Linked DNA regions of Homo sapiens: region 2 is linked to region 1. The links are chromatin loops, found by intact Hi-C in ENCODE. Cell type or tissue: ovary. All regions are shown on one strand. Each heading gives the region's core, and the rest is flanking DNA. Links, peaks and the distances in the headings are about the cores only.

Region 1 (8,525 bases), core at 444-8,443:
GGGTGGATCACTTGAGGTCAGGAGTTCGAGACCAGCCTGGCCAACATGGTGAAACCCCATCTCTACTAACATACAAAAATTAGCCAGGTGTGGTGGCATACGCCTATAATTCCAGCTACTTGGGGGGCTGAGGCAGGAGAATTGCTTGAACCTGGGAGGCGGAGGTTGCAGTGAGCCAAGATCAGGCCACTGCACTCCAGCCTGGGTGACAGAGTAAGACTGTGTCTAAAAAAAAAAAAAAAAAACCAGAAACAGTGAAAAACCTACACCACCAAGGCATATCGTAACCAAACTGCTTCAAACCAGTGAAAAAGTGAAACATATTAAAAGTAGCCAGAGAAAAAAAGAACAAAGGTAAGAATTTTGTTGGAAATAATGAAAGCCAGAATACAGAAATAATATCTTTAAAGTGTTGAAAGAAAAAAACTGCCTACCTAGAAATCTTTGCCCAGACAAAATATTTTTCTAAACCAGGTGAAATAAAGATTTTTCCAGACATACAAAAGCTAAAAGAATAACCCCTAGCAGACCTACATTTCAGGAAATGTTAAAGGAAGACCTTCAAGCAAAAAGAAAAGAATACAAAATGGTAATCAGGATCTACACAACAGAATAAAGAACACCCAGAAAATGGTAACTATGCAAGTAAATACAGTCTCTTTTTCCTTGTTACTTAAATCTCTTTTAAAAGATAATTGGCTGATTAAAGCACAAATAATATGTATTATGGGATGTGTAGCTTATATATAAAGACCAAATAGAACAAAGTCTGAAACAGAAGAAATGGAAGCATATTGTTGTAAGCCTCTTCTAATAAATGTAAAATGATATAATCATTGTGAAAGTAGATTGTGAGATATTAAAGATGTATATTGTACTTCTTAAAGCAACCACTAAAATAACACAAATAGTTGTAGCTAATAAAATAATCCAAAAGAAGGCAAAAAAGGAGGAAAAATGGAATAAGACTATAGATTTAAACCAACCATATTAATAATCACAATAAATGTGAATGTTATAAACACTCCAGTTAAAAGCTACAGATTTTTAGGCCAGGCACGGTGGCTTTTGCCTATAATCCCAACACTTTGGGAGGCCGAGGCAGGCAGTTCACTTGAGGTCAGGAGTTTGAGACCAGTCTAGCCAACATGGTGAAACCCCATCTCTACTGAAAATACAAAAATTAAGCTGGGCGCGGTGGCTCACGCCTCTAATCCCAGCACTTCGGGAGGCCAAGGCAGGCGGATCACAAGGTTAGGGGTTCGAGACCACCCTGACCAACATGGTAAAACCCGTTTTCTACTAAAAATACAAAAATTAGCTGGGTGTGGTGGTGCACACCTGTAATCCCAGCTACTCAGGAGGCTGAGGCAGGAGAATCACTTGCACCTGGGAGGTGGAGGTTGCAGTAAGCTGAGACTGTGCCACTGTACTCCAGCCTGTGCGACAGAGACTCTGTCTCAAAAAAAAAAAAAAAAATAGCTGGGCATGGTGGCAGGCCCCTGTAGTCCCAGCTACTTGGGGGGCTGAGGCAGGAGAATCACTTGAACCTGGGAGGTGGAGGCTGCAGTGAGCCAAGATCACACCATTGCACTGGTGTGATAGAGCAGCCTGGGTGATAGAGTGAGACCCTGTCTCAAAAAAAAAAAAAAGTATAGATTTTCAGAGTGCATTAATAAAACAAGATCCAACTCTATGCTGCCTACAATATAGGTACTTAAATTTTTTTAAAGCACAAATAGGCTAAATGTAAAACAATGGAAGAAGGGGAAGATGTACTATGCAAACACTAATCAGGCTGTTGTGTCTATATTATTTAAGACAGTAGATTTTGCAGCAAAAAATATTACAGGCATAAAGAACATAATGTTATAATGATAGAGGATTCAATTTATCCATATAAATTCTAAAATTTTATACATTCTAAAATAAACATTAAAAATTCTAAAAATTTTTATCAAATAACAGAGCTTCAAAACACAAGAAGCAAAAACTGCTAGAACTGAAAGGAGTAATGGACAAATCCACAATTATAGTCTGGTATTTCCAAACCCCTCTCTCAATAATTGAACAAGTGGATAGAAAATCAGTGTGGATACAGATGACGTGAACAACACTATGACCAACTTGACTTAATTAACACTTTTTTAACACCATCCAATAATAGCAAAATAACATTTTTTTCAAGTACAGATGGAACACGTACAAGGGAGACCATATTCTGTGCATAAATTTGAGATGATTCAAATTATACAAAGTATCTTATCTGGCTACAATGAAATTAAATTAGAAATCAATAACAGAAAGATATCTGGAAAATCCCCAACTATTTGGAAACAATAACACATTTCTGAATAGTCCATGAGTAAAAGAAGAAAGAAAGAAGGAAATTGTAAAGTATTTGAACAGAATGAAAATGAAAACAGAAATATCAAAATTTGTGGGACGCAGTTAAAACAGGTCTCAGAGTGACATTTATAGCACTAAAATGCCTATATTTTAATAAGGTCTCAAATCAATGATGCCAGCTTCTCAGCTAAGAAACTACAGAGACACTGGTCAAACAACAATGTGATTATACCTAATACTACTGAACTGTACACTTAGAAACGGTTAAGATGGTAAATTTTATGTTCTGCCCTTTACCACAATAAAAAAATTTTTTTAAATCAACAAGTATCCGTGTATAAAATAAGCCAGAGAGCAAAGCATACATACTATTTGCTTCCATTTATATAGAGTTCAAGATCTGTCAAAACCAATCAATGGTGATAGAAGTCAGAATAGTTGTTACTCTTGGGCAGGGGTATTGACTGGGAAGGAACAAGAGAGAACAATCTGGTATGATGAAAATGACCTAGATCTATACAGGACTATAAGCATTCATCAAGCTCTCAAATTCAGACAACTCACAGTATGTATCTGATACCAATAAAAAAGGAATTAGAACAAAACTATAGAGACACTAAAAAGAGAGTGATTCCCAAGAATGTGGGAGGATGGAGGGAGGGGAATGGGTGGAGCCTAAGGGGTTTTTAAGGCAGTGAAACTAATATCATAATGACGGATACATGACCTTATGCATTTGTCAAATTCATCAGAATGTACAACACAAACTGAACTTTAATGTAAACGATAGTAAGTCCTCAATGTTGTCCAGTGGTTCTTGGAAACTGCAACTTTGAGCAAATAGTTATAGAGTAGGCTCTCCAATAATGTGGTTTTGTTCAATGTAGTTTCAGTAAAATGATGACAAAAAGACTGGTCTCATTATACATCATTTCACTTAAAATTGCAGTTTCTAAGAACATATTAATGACACTGAGGGAGAACTTACTGTATAGACTTTAGTTAATAATAATGTATCAATATTGGCCCATTAGTTGAAACAAATATACCACATTAATGTGAGGTGTTAATAATAGGGGAAACTGTATGGAGGAGGGAAGTGTGCATGGGAACTCTTTTGTAATAGCTACACGATTTTTCGGTAACCTAAAACTGTTCTGAAAATAGCCTATTAATTATTTTTAAAGTGCATATACATATATAAAAATTATATACACACACACACACTTTTTGTTGTTGTTTGAGACAGAGTCTCGCTCTGTCACCCAAGCTGGAGTGCAGTGGCATGATCTTGGCTCACTCCAACCTCTGCCTCCTGGGTTCAAGCGATTCTTCTGCCTCAGCCTCCCAAGTAGCTGGGACCACAGGCATACACCACCGCGCCCGGCTAATTTTTGTATTTTTAGTAGAGACGGGGTTTCACCATGTTGGCCAGGCTGGTCTCAAACTCCTGACCTCAAGTGATCCACCTGCCTCGGCCTCCCAAAGTGCTGGGGTTACAAGAGTGAGCCACCACGCCTGACCACACACACACATTTCTTTAAGGGTGTGTGTGTGTGTGTGTGTGTGTGTATTATATAATATATATGTATAATATATAATTTGAATATGTTTTTATAATATATATGCACACTTAATATACCACCTAACAAAATATAGCTATCTCACAATCAATAAAGAAAAGAACTAGAAAAAAGAAGAGTGTGAGGAAAACACTAATATTTTGAAAGCCATTGTCTGCATATGGTAGGAGCATTGGTGATTTTTTCCTCTCCACTCTGCACTCTTCGCTATGTTCCAAGTTGCTACAATAAATGGGTATTATCTCCTAATGGAAAAATACTCCTCTTCCCCTGTTGTTTAAAGCCTCAAATGCTCTGTTGAAACCAGAGGAGCAGAAAACAGACACACACCTAATTCAGCACATGATCTTCCTTTTCAGCCAGCGTCAAAAGTCAGGAGCTCACTCCTCCTCTCCCTCCCACTCTCCTTTCTGTGTTTACTTCCTGCCAAAGATAAATAATGAGTCAGAAGCAGGACAAGGAGGGGCGGAGGCTGCTCTGCGCTCTGCCCGACACACCCTGGCTGGGCAGGAGCCTGGGAATTGATCTTAGAGTCCTCCCAAGTTTGGAAGGAACAGAGCAGGCCGCCTGGGAAATACAGGGCTCTGTCTGTAAGAGCTGGCCCGGGCCGATGTGCAAAACACAGCTTAGATCTTTCTGATTTTTCTTTTTTCTGCTAAGAACTGACCCTGTTTATAGGAAAACTAAATGTTAAGGATTGACCAAGGTTCACTTTCTAATATGGAGACCAGAACACAAACACTTCAGACACCTGTGAGAGTCAGTTACGAGTCTGGGTTTCAGGTGGATCAAACCAGCCTCGGTTCTAGTCCCCGCCCTGCCACATTCTGTCTGTGTGACCTAGAACAAGTTCCTTAACCTCTCTGAGCCCTGATTTCCTCATAAGGCCCCCTTGGGTCATCTACAGCCATCCACACAGAGCTGCCGGGTGAGGTGATGTGTGTAGCCCTAGGCCCAATGCCCAGCCTGCAGCAGACCGATTCCACAAATGACAGTGAAACGGAGGAGTAAGAAACATCCTGGCCTTCCATTTAAAGCCCATTTAGTTCATTTTTTCAAACCATCTTTCTAAACCCTTCCCCATAGTTGCTGCTATCCACACCAAAGATGTTTTTGTTCTAACTAGGAGTTTGTCTTCTGAAAAAGCCAAGAGGTTGAGCTTAATATTATGCTACACCTCCTATCTCCCAGATGTAAAGAAGCTCTGGGCCTGGCACAGTAGCTCATGCTTGTAATCCCAGCACTTTGGGAGGCCGAGGCAGGTGGATCACCTAAGGTCGGGAGTTCGAGACCAGCCTGACCAATATGGAGAAACCCTGTCTCTACTAAAAAAAAAAAAAAAATTCAAAATTAGCCGGACGTGGTGGCGCATGCCTGTAATCCCAGCTACTCCGGAGGCCGAGGCAGAATCACTTGAACCCGGGAGGTGGAGGTTGTGGTTAGCCAAGATGGCGTCATTGTACTCCAGACTGGGCAACAAGAGTGAAACTCCAGGCGTGGTGGCTCACGCCTGTAATCCCAGCACTTTGGGAGGCCGAGGCGGGCAGATCACAAGGTCAGGAGATTGAGACCATCCTGGCTAACACAGTAAAACCCCGTCTCTACTAAAAAATACAAAAAATTAGCCAGGCGTGGTGGCGGGCACCTGTAGTCCCAGCTACTCAGGAGGCTGAGGCAGAGAATGGAGTGAACCCAGGGAGGCGGAGCTTGCAGTGAGCGGAGATGGTGCCACTGCACTCCAGCCTGGGTGACAGAGCGAGACTCCGTCTCAAAAAAAAAAAAAAAAAAAAAAAAAGCCGCTCTGACATGTCCTAAAGTTTATGTGTCTAGTCCTTCTAAAATTCTGTTTCCTGTGGATCTACGATAGGGACAGCTGTTCTCTGCCTGGGACTGTCTTTTCCCCATAACCCTCTACTTCTACTCAGTTTTGAAGACCTAGCCCCAAGAAACCTCCCCTGGAGACCTCTCCTGGTTCTCCCCAGCAGAGCCAGCCCCTCTCTCCCCGCCCCTGTGCTCCCAGAGACCCCACCTAGGGCATTTAGCTTGTTCTAGAATTATTCATTTGCATGCGTTTCTCTAGACTGGACTGGACATCTTGCTCATCTTCGTGCCTCTGGTCCAGCCCAGAGCTTGACCTGTAGTGTGTAGTGGGCCCGTGTTGATTAAATGGACTAAGACACCGACCCCCTAAAAAGGCTGGGGTGCTAAGGAGCTGGGCATGGAGCAGGAAATGAGCTGTCCCTGAAGCAGAAAGGAGAACTCTGCTTTTCTCTCAAAGATGCCAGGCCTTCCTGGGATTCCCCCAGCACAAGCCCGGGTCTGTGATAGTCGGCACTTTGTCCTGACAGCTTCACCTGGCACCCGTAGGATTTCCTCCTGGAGCCCAGGTCTGTGGCCGTGGAACTCGGCAGACACACCTGACCTTAGTGCTTTTCACATCTCAGCATATGGTCCCACCTGCCCAGTCACTCAAGCCAAAGCTTCAGGAATCTTCCTCGATTCTTTTCTCCCTCCTTTTTTTTTTTTTTTTTTTTTGAGACGGAGTGCAGTGGCGCCATCTCGGCTCACTGCAAGCTCCGCCTCCCGGGTTCACGCCATTCTGCTGCCTCAGCCTCCCAAGCAGCTGGGACTACAGGCACCTGCCACCACGCCCGGCTAATTTTTTTTGCATTTTTAGTAGAGATGGGGTTTCACCGTGTTAGCCAGGATGGTCTCGATTTCCTGACCTCGTGATCTGCCCGCCTCGGCCTCCCAGAGTGCTGGGATTACAGGTGTGAGCCACCGTGCCTGGCCCCCCCCCCTTTTTTTTTTTTTTTTTTTGAGATGGAGTCTCTGTTGCCCAGGCTGGAGTGCAGTGACATGATCTTCGCTCACTGCAACCTCCACCTGCAGGGTTCAAGTGATTCTCCTGCCTCAGCCTCCCGAGTAGCTGGGATTACAGGCATGCGCCACCACGCCCGGCTAATTTCTGTGTTTTTAGTAGAGACAGAGTTTCGCCATGTTGGCCAGGCTGGTCTCAAACTCCTGACCTCAGGTGATCCGCCCACCTTGGCCTCCCAAAGTGCTGGGATTACAGACATGAGCCACCGCACCTGGCCTCTTTTTCTTTTTCCTTCTAAAGCCAGTCTATCAGCAAGTCCTGGCATCTCTAGCTCCACTATATCCAAAATATGGAAAGCTGCTCACATTTTCTCCACCTTCACTGGTATCTCAGTCCATGCACTCTCAATGGGCCAAGACCATCCCTAGGTGGGGTGAAAATTGGTTCTTGAGAGGTGAAAAGAGCCTTAGATAGTACAATAGTCTGTGGCCTCAAAGGCCATAGCACAGAAACATATACAGCATTCCTGTGGTATTGAACTTTCTTGGAGAGGGAAAGGCAATGAGGAATAAATGTCTCTAACTTCCTTGCAGGCAGCCAGGAGTGAGTGGCAATAAAAACGAGCTTGAGAAACCCTGCCCTAGTTCCAGGTACCACATCTTGCTTGGGGATTTGCCTGGGGCTCTGCCTGGGGCTCTACCTGGGCCCCTTCTTTGACCGCCTGGCCCCAGTCTTGCTTGCATCCCCAGCACCAGAAGGAAATCCAAGTTCCTCACCATGGCCTTCAGGGTCCAGGCTTGGCTGATCAGGCCCCTGCCCACCTCGCCATCTCTCACTGCCTCAATGGTCACCCATTCCTCTAAAGCAGGGAATTCTTCCTCCTTAAGCCCTTTGCAAGGCCTGTCCCTCCACCTGGAATGCCTGGTCCCCTAGGTCTTCCATGTCTGCCTTTTTGTCATTCCAGACGCAGTTCCTGTATCACCTCCTTCTCTGGCCATCTAATCCAGTGGTTCTCAAACCTTAGGAGTGCCAGATCCCTGGGCTTGTTAAAACACACATCACTAGGCCCCACCCTGAGTTTCTAGTTCAGTGAGTGGGAGTGGGGTCAAAGCTTTGCATTTTTAACAAATTCCCAGGTGATGCTGAGACCACTGGGCCAGAACCCCACTTTGAGAATGGCAGGTCTAATCTAAAGTAGCCACTTTCCCTGTTACTCTCTAGCTTGACACCCTGCTGGGTACCTTTCAGAGCCTCCACACCACCCAAAAGTGTCTCTGTTCTATTTGTTTCCTTGCTCAATGTCTAACTCCTTAACTACAGTGTATTTACCCACCGGAGCAGAGCTCCCATGGTGCGTGCTGCCAGCTGCATCCTCACCACCTAGTGCAGGAGCAGGCACAGAATGGCTGCCCAGTAAATATATGTTGGAAAAAAAAAAGAGGAGAGAACAGGAGAGGGGGCATGAGTCTGTATGCGAATTATCCAAAGCGCAAACAAAAGTTAGCTATCCTTATTGGCCTGGGGGTAAACCCTGGTCAGTGTCTCCCAAACTTGCTTTCTCATGAGAATCTCATGGGATTCTTATTACAAACACAGATTTAGGGGTCTCATCCCAAATCTACTGGCTCAGACTCTTCAAGGGGGGAGGGGGGTGTTCAGGAAACGGGTACTTTAACTGATATCCCAGTCAATTCTGATAAACTGGTCCTGGCAATAGCTCACCATTCCTTAAATTTCCCTCCTCAGAAGAATCACCTGGGGTGCTTATTAAA
Region 2 (8,525 bases), core at 226-8,225, 130 kb after region 1:
AGAATGAGTCAGAAAGTATCCCCTTTGCGTCTATTTTCTGGAAGAGACTATACATAACTGGTATAATTTCTTCCACAAATGTTAAGTAGAATCTACTAGCGAACCCATCTGTGCTTGGCGCTTCTGTTTTCAGTCATTAGTCATTCATTAAACGTCTTTAATAGATACAGACCTATTCAGATCTTTTTCTTCTTTGGTGAGTTTTGGCAGATTCTACCTTTTAAGGAATCCATCAATTTTCTCTAGGTGGTCATATTTGTGGGCACAGAGTTTTAATTATATCCCCCTTTATTACTCATGGATAATGGACAATAAAGGTCCATGGATCAGTAGTGATGGTCCCTCTTTCACTTCTGATACCAGTAATTAGTCTTCTTTTTTTTCCTTAACCTTACTAGAGGTTTATCAATTTTATTTCACAGAACCAACTTTTGGGTTCACTGATTTTCTGTACCCATTTCCCCTATTTAATTTCTTTGATTTCTACTCCAATTATCATTATTTTTTTCTGCTTATTTGGGATTTGGCCTTTTTTTAGCCTTCGAAGGTAGAATATTGATTTTAGATCTCCTTTTTAAAGAATGCATTTACTGCTATACATTTCCCTCTAAGCACTGGTTTTGCTAAATCTCACAAATTTTAAGTTGTGGTTTCATTTTCATTTAGTTCAATATATTTCTTTTTTTCTTTTTCTTTTTTTTTTTGTGTGTGTGTGATGAAGTCTCGCTCTTGTCTCCCAGGCTGGAGTGCAATGGCATGATCTCCGTTCACTGCAACCTCCGCCTTCCGGGTTCAAGCGATTCTCCCGCCTCAGCCTCCCAAGTAGCTGGGATTACAGGCGCCTGCCATCATGCCTGGCTAATTTTTGTATCTTTAGTAGACAGGGTTTCATCACGTTGGCCAGGCTGGTCTCGAACTCCTGACCTTAGGTCATCTGCCTGCCTCAGCCTCCCAAAATATGGGGATTACAGGCGTGAGCCACCACGCCCAGCCTAGTTCAATGTATTTCTAAATTTCTCTTGAGACTTATTCTTTCACCAAAGCGTTATTTATAAGTGTGTTGTTTAATCTCCAAGTATGTTGGAATTTTCCAGCTGTCATTTTTTTTTTTTGAGACAGGGTCTTGCTAAGTTGCCCAGGCTGGGCACAAGTGATTCTCTGCCTCACTCTTCTGAGTAGATGGAATTATAGGCACACATCACTGTGTGTGGCTAATATCTGTTATTAATTTCTAGTTCAATGCCATTGTGGTCTGAAAGCAGACACTGCAGGTTTTCTAGTCTTTAAAATGTGTTAAGCTGATTTTTTTATGGTCCAGAATGTGGTCTACTTTGGTGAATGTTGTGAGCTTGAGAAGAAACTCTTAGGTGAAGAATTCTATAGATGTCAATTAGATCTAGTTGACTGATGATGTTATTTGATTCAACTATATTTTTACTGATTTTCTTCCTGGTAGATGCATCAATTACTGACAGAGGGGTGTTGAAGTCTCTTAGTATAATAGTGGATTCATCTATTTCTCCTTGTAGTTTTATCAGTTTTTGCCTGATGTAGTTTACCACTCTATTGGATGGTGTACCCACATAAAGGATTGTTATGCCTTCTTAGAGAATGGATCTCTTTATCATTATGTAATGCCCTTCTTTATTCCTAATTTTCTTTACTGTGAAGTCTGTTTTTTTCTGAAATTAATATAGCTACTCTAGGTTTCTTTTAATTAGTGTTAGCATGGTATAACCTTCCTCATTTATTTACTTATTTAATTTTGAAACAGGGTCTCTGTTGCCCATGCTGGAGGTCAGAGGCGTGATCATGGCTCACAGCAAGCTAAACCTCCTGTGCTCAAGTGGTCCTCCCACCTCAGCCTCCCAAGTAGCTGAGACTACAGGCACACACCACCAGGCCCAGCTAAAAACATTTTTTTTTTTTTTGTAGAGACAGGGTCTTGCTATATCGCCAGGGTCTTGAACCCCTGGCCTCAAGCAATCCCCTCCTTGGCCTCCCAAAGTGCTGAGATTATAGGCATAAGCCACCATGATTGGTCCATCCTTCTGCTTTTAATCTAAATGTGTCTTTAAATTTAAGGTGGTTTTCTTGTAGACAACATATAGTTGGGTCTTGTTTTGCTTATTCATGCTGACAGTCTGTTTTTTAACTGGTGTCTGAGATCACTGACATTTAAAGTGATTATTGATATAGCTGGATTAATATTTGCCATGTTACTTTTTTTTTTTTTGAGACATAGTCTCATTCTGTTGCCCAGGCTGGACTGCAGTGGCACAATCTCAGCTTACTGCAACCTCTGCCTCCTAAGTTCAAGCGATGCTCCTGCCTCAGCCTCCCGAGTAGCTGGGATTACAGGTGTGTGCCACCATGCCCGGCTAATTTTTGTATTTTTAGTAGAGACGAGGTTTCACGTTAGCCAGGCTAGTCTTGAACTCCTGGCCTCAAGTGATCCACCCGCCTTTGCAGATCAGTCAGAGTGGTGGGAGAAACTATAGGGAAAGGAGCAGGCCTTCTTTAAGGTCAGAAGGCTCTGCATAGCTTCGGGGGAGAAAGCTGAAGGCAGCTGTTCTCTAACCCTGAGGCAGAGGGCGAGGAGTATGTGCAAGGGAGTGAAGGGGAAGTTATCTTGATCAGGCTCGTGTGTTTGAAGTTGTCCAGAAACTGACCTTTGAACATCTGCACAAGGTTCCCTGAAAGGGGAACAATAAATGTTAATTATCCACAGATTGTGTTTGCTCCAGGCTTTTGGCACTGTACTTGCACTGAATAAAAGCAAGCAGCTCCAGCTTCTCGGGGCTGCACTCTGGCCACTTGAGCCGGGCAGTGCACTAGCTGCTCTGACACTTCATGCCTGTGTCTGAGTACTCATTTCATCCGTTGGTCAGCCAGGGTCTGAGGGACAGACCTGGCATGCCTTAGTCTCCCGAAGTGTTGATATTACAGGCTTGAGCCACCGTGCCTGGCCCATGTTACTATTTTTTTTTTCTGCTCTTGTTCTTGGTTTTTTTCTTTTCTTTTTTTCTGTTCCACTCTTTTTCAGCCTTCTTTTTTTTCTTTTCTTTTCTTTTTTTTTTTTTTTTGAGACAAGAGTCTTGCTCCGTTGCCCAGGCTGGAGTGCAGTGGCATGATCTTGGCTCACTGCAACCTCTGCCTCCTGGGTTCAAATGATTTCTCGTGCCTCAGTCTCCCAAATAGCTGGGATTACAGACGTACGCTATCATGCCCGGCTGATTTTTGCATTTTTAGTAGAGATGGGGTTTCACCATGTTGGCCAGGCTGGTCTTGAACTCCTGACCTCAGGTGATCCGCCCGCCTCGGCTTCCTAAAGTGCTAGGATTACAGATGTGAGCCACTATGGCTGGCCTGCCTCTTCGGGTTTTAAGTTAAGCATTTAATATGATTTGATTTTTTCTCCTAATTTAGTCTATCAAATGTTTTTGCTTTTTAATTTATTTTTAAAATTATTTTCATTTATTTTAACTTTTTATTTCCATAGTTTAAATGGTTGCCCTTGAGTTTGCAGTATACACTTTTTTTTTTTTTGAGATGGGGTCTTGATCTGTCACCCAGGCTGGAGGGCAGTGGCGTGATCTTGGCTCACTGCAACCTCCATCTCCTAGGTTCAAGCAATTCTCCTACCTCAGCCTCCCAAGTAGCTGGGTTACAGGTGACTGCCACCATGCCCAGCTAATTTTTGCATTTTTAGTAGAGATGCAGTTTTTCCACGCTGGCCAGGCTGGTCTCGAACTCTTGGCCTCAGGTGATCTGCCCGCCTCGGCCTCCCAAAGTGCTGGGATTACAGGTGTTAGCTACCGCACCCAGCCTGCAGTATACGTTTATAACTAATCCAAATTCTCTTTCAAATAATACTATACCACTTTATGAATAGCACACAAGTACCTTATAACAGCATTTCCATTTATTACCTCCCATCCCTTATAACACTGCCGTCATTTATTTCCATAAGGTTCAATGATCATACTACTTACCCATAAGCTATAATTACCAAATACACGTTTTTTCTGTTTTTTAAGATGGAGTCTCGCTCTGTCACCAGGCTGGAGCGCAATGGTGAGATCTCAGCTAATTGGAACCTCTGCTTCCCAGGTTCAAGCGATTCTCCTGCCTCAGCCTCCTGAGTAGCTGGGACTACAGGCACGTGCCACCATGCCCAGCTAATTTTTTTGTATTTTTAGCAGAGGTGGGGTTTCGCCATGTGGGCCAGGATGGTCTCAATCTCTTGACCTTGTGATCCGCCCACGTTGGCCTCCCAAAGTGCTGGGATTACAGGCGTGAGCCACCATGCCTGGCCCAAATACAAGTTGTTGTTATTATCTGTGGCCAACTGCTGTTAGATCAATTAAGGTTAAAAACATTTTTACCTCCATTTATTCCTTCTCTAATGCTCTTCCTTTCTTTATGCAGATCTGAATTTCTGAGCCACATTATTTGCCTTCTTTTTTTTTTTTGAGATGTAGTCTCGCTCTGTCGCCCAGGCTGGAGTGCAGTGGTGCGATCTCCGTTCACTGCAACCTCTGCCTCCCAGGTTCAAGTGATTCTCATGCCTCAGCCTCCCGAGTAGCTGGGATTACACGTGTGTGCTACCACCATGCCCCGCTAATTTTTTGTATTTTTAGTAGAGACGGGGTTTCATCATGTTGGCCAGGCTGGTCTCAAAGTCCTAAGCTCAGGTAATCCACCTGCCTCGGCCTCCCAAAGTGCTAGGATTACAGGCGTGAGCCACCATGCCCGGCCTATTTGCTTTCTCTCTGAAGAATTTCTTCAACATTTCTTGGAAAGCAGGTCTACTGGCAACAAACTCCCTCCATTTTTATCTGAGATAGTCTTTAATTCCCTTTCACTTTTGAAGGATAATTTCTCTGGATATAGAATTCTAGGCTGTTTTTTGTTCTTTCAATATTTTTTAAATACTTCACTCTCCTCTCTCCTGGCTTCCATGGTTTCTGAAGAGAGGTGTGATGTAATTCTTATTGTTGCTCCTCTATATGTAAGGTCTCTTTTTTCCTCTGGCTTCTTTCAAGATTTTCTGTCTTTGATTTCTGGTGCCTTATATATGATACACCTGTGTAGACTTTTTGGCATTTGTGCCTGCTTGGTGTGTTCTGTACTGTTGTAGTTTTAAAATTCAAATTAATTAGGGTCAGGCGCGGTAGCTCATGCCTGTAATTCCAGCACTTTGGGAGGCCGAGGCAGACAGATCACCTGAGGTCGGGAGTTCGAGACCAGCCCGACCAACATGGAGAAAGCCCATCTCTACTAAATATACAAAATTAGCTGGGTGTGGTGGCACATGCCTGTAATCCCAGCTACTTGGGAAGCTGAGGCAGGAGAATCACTTGAACCCGGGAGGCGGAGGTTGCGGTGAGCCGAGATTGCGCTATTGCACTACGGCCTGGGCAACAAGAGCAAAACTCCGTCTCAAAAAAAAAAATTAATTTAAATAAAACAAAAAAATTTAGTTCCCCAGTCACACTAGCTACATTTTAGGTGCTCAACAGCCACATGTGGCTAGTATCTACCACACTGGTGGCCAGATCCAGATAGTTGAGGAAAGGAGATCAATCTAGGGCTCCTGACAGTGAGTGGCCTGCAGAGGAAAGCACCTCCTGGACTCTGCTGGCACCTGAGGCACCCTGCTGCTCCTGTTCACCTCCCTGCCTCTGCTCATACAACCCAAACCTGCTTCCTGGAGTGTCCCTCCTCTCTGTCCTCAGATTATCTTTATTTTACCCTTTTTGCTCTGCCTTAACTTAGGTCCCATCTACTTACAACACCTTTAGAGGGAAAGGAGAATGTGTTTTACTTTATTACCTTTAAGAAACATGATCTAAGCCTGTTGTCACCATGCAAAGATCCTTCACATCACCAGGGCCTAGGGCCGAGCCTCACACTTGTGGCTTTGTAGACTCAATATTACATCTGATAACATTAAAAATGTTAATGGGGGCCGGGCACAGTGGCTCATGCCTGTAATCCCAGCAGGATTGGGAGGCCGAGGTGGGGGGGATCATGAGGTCAGGAGTTCAAGATCAGCCTGGCCAACATGGTGAAACCCTGTCTCTACTAAAAATACAAAAATTAGCTGGGCGTGGTAGCGCGCACACCTGTAATCCAATCTACTCAGGAGGCTGAGACAAGAGAATTGCTTCAGTCTGGGAGACGGAGGTTGCAGTGAGCTGAGATTGTGCCATTGCACTCCACCCTGGGTGATGAGAGTGAAACTCCATCTCAAAAAAAAAAAAAAAAAAGAAGTTAATGGGACCGAAAAATTTTTTTGTCACCATGTTATTGTCAAGTAAGAAAATGAAAAGCAAAGACAACTGTCTATTGCTAGCATCTCATAAGCAGAACGACATTCTAATAGTGTCCTCCATTTTCCCCCAAAAAGGAGGAAACTAAATGAAGCTATGTATTTTTTTTTTTTCATGGAAGACAAAAAAGTTGCCTCTGACCTTGAGCAAAATAGACATTTAGGAACTCACACAGCTCCAAACCTAGTATTTGTTTATCTCTTTTCCATTTCGATTTCTTTTATCTTTATTACCTTTTCTCCCTCCAAATGTCTGTTATTAGTTGTTTAACCTTGGGTAAGTTATTTAGCCTCTCTGATCTACATTTCCTAACTTGTGAAGTTGCTATAAGAATTAAGGGAGTTAACACATATGCTGGCCGTGCACAGTGGCTCACGCCTGTAATCCCAGCGCTTTGGGAGGCCAAAGTGGGCTGAGCTCCCAAGCTCAGGAGTTTGAGACCTGCTTGGGCAACATGGTGAAACCCCGTCTCTACTAAAAATACAAAAATTAGCCAGGCGTGGTGGTGTGCACTTGTAATCTCAGCCACTTGAGCCCAGGAGGTTGAGACTGCAGTAAGCTTTGATTGTGGCACCGCACTCTAGCCCGGGTAACAGAGTGAAACTGCCTCAAAAAGAAAAGACAAGCCAGGCGCAGTGGCTCATAACTGTAATCCCAGCACTTTGGGAGGGCGAGACAGGAGGATCACCTGAGGTCAGGACTTTGAGACCAGCCTGGCCAACATGGTGAAACCCCATCTCTACTAAAAATAAAAAATTAGCCCGGTATGCTGGTGCACTCCTGTAATCCCAGCTACTCGGGAGGCTGAGGCATGAGAACTGCTTGAACCCAGGAGGCAGAGGTTGCAGTGAGCCAAGATCATGCCACTGTACTCCGGCCTGGGCAAGTGTTAGACTCTGTCTCAAACAAACAAACAAACAAACAAATCAAAAACCAAAAAACACCACATATGCCTAGGACTTTGGACATTCTCATTATTTTTCAAGGCTGGCATGTCTTGAAGTGCCCTGGCTGAGGTTAGTGTAGGACTTAGGATAAGGATGAGGCTTTAGAGGGACAGAAGTGAAGTGGGACAGGAATATTAAGACCAAAAAGCCTCCTGGTCCACCTTCTGTCCAGAGCATATTCTGCTCTCTTTCTGATGCATTCCACGGGCTTTGCTTTTGTTCAAAATGAGAGCCGGTCTGGGAAAGGACTGGGAATAGTCAAATCTGCCATAAAGAACAAAATGGATGAAGCTTGACTTAAGAACATGAATACTGAGATATAGCATGCAGTTTTCAAGTTTAAGAAGTTGGAGGAACGCCTGAGAAGCTGCTGGATATTACATGGCCACTCCTTAGGTGCCTTCCGATTGTGGGAGGCACAAGTGATGCTTGGCAGTATTAACAAGCGTGGGGAAAACAAAGAGAGATCAGACTGTTACTGTGTCTTCGTAGAAAGAAGTAGACATAAGAAACTCCATTTTGTTCTGTACTAAGAGAAATTCTTCTGCCTTGAGATGCTGTTAATCTGTAACCCTAGCCCCAACCCTGTGCCTGCACAGACATGTGCTGTGTTGACTCAAGGTTTAATGGATTTAGGGCTGTGCAGGATGTGCTTTGTTAAAAATGTGTTTGAAGACAGTATGCTTGGTAAAAGTCATTGATATTCTCTAATCTCGAGTATCCAGGGACACAATGCACTGTGGAAGGCCACAGGGACCTCTGCCCAGGAAAGCCAGGTATTGTCCAAGGTTTCTCCCCATGTGATAGCCTGAGATATGGCCTCGTGGGAAGGGAAAGACCTGACCGTCCCCCAGCCCATAAAGGGTCTGTGCTGAGGAGGATTAGTGAAAGAGGAAGGCCTCTTTGCAGTTGAGGTAAGAGGAAGGCATCTCTCTCCTGCTTTTCCTTGGGAATGGAATGTCTCAGTGTAAAACTCGATCATACGTTCTATTTACTGAGATAGGAGAAAACCGCCTTATGGCTGGAGGTGAGACATGCTGGCGGCAATATTGCTCTTTACTGCACTAAAATGTTTGTGTAAAGCCAGACATAAATCTGGCCTACGTGCACATTGAGGCATAGCACCTTTCCTTAAACTTATGACACAGAGATCTTTGCTCACGTTTTCCTGCTGACCCTCTCCCCACCATTACTCTATAGTCCTGCCACATCCCCCTCACCGAGATGGTAGAGATAGTGA

Evidence for each region. A loop is a pair of places that touch in the nucleus more often than their neighbours do. Peaks named below come from ENCODE experiments on the same cell type or tissue, not always from the same donor. Only the 100,000 strongest peaks of a DNase experiment are listed, where the experiment ranks them.
Region 2: it touches region 1 in a loop (2.1-fold over the local background); 29 of 110 quality-filtered maps call a loop at or near these places.

What each region holds. Positions count from the first base shown.
Region 1 is chr10:122,059,228-122,067,752 of GRCh38, reverse strand. All of the region lies in intron 3 of TACC2 (transforming acidic coiled-coil containing protein 2), which reads right to left. Among named protein-coding and RNA genes, the nearest start is that of TACC2, 74 kb to the right of the region's middle. RefSeq lists enhancers at 4,205-4,499, 4,225-4,519. In ovary, for the core only: no CTCF peak of the experiment used is centred there; DNase peaks (open chromatin) are centred at 4,422, 4,841 and 6,312; H3K27ac peaks cover 1,769 bases.
Region 2 is chr10:121,930,113-121,938,637 of GRCh38, reverse strand. It overlaps the pseudogene ATE1OSP. Among named protein-coding and RNA genes, the nearest start is that of ATE1, 6.3 kb to the right of the region's middle. RefSeq lists a silencer at 7,910-8,204. In ovary, for the core only: no CTCF peak of the experiment used is centred there; no DNase peak of the experiment used is centred there; H3K27me3 peaks cover 385 bases.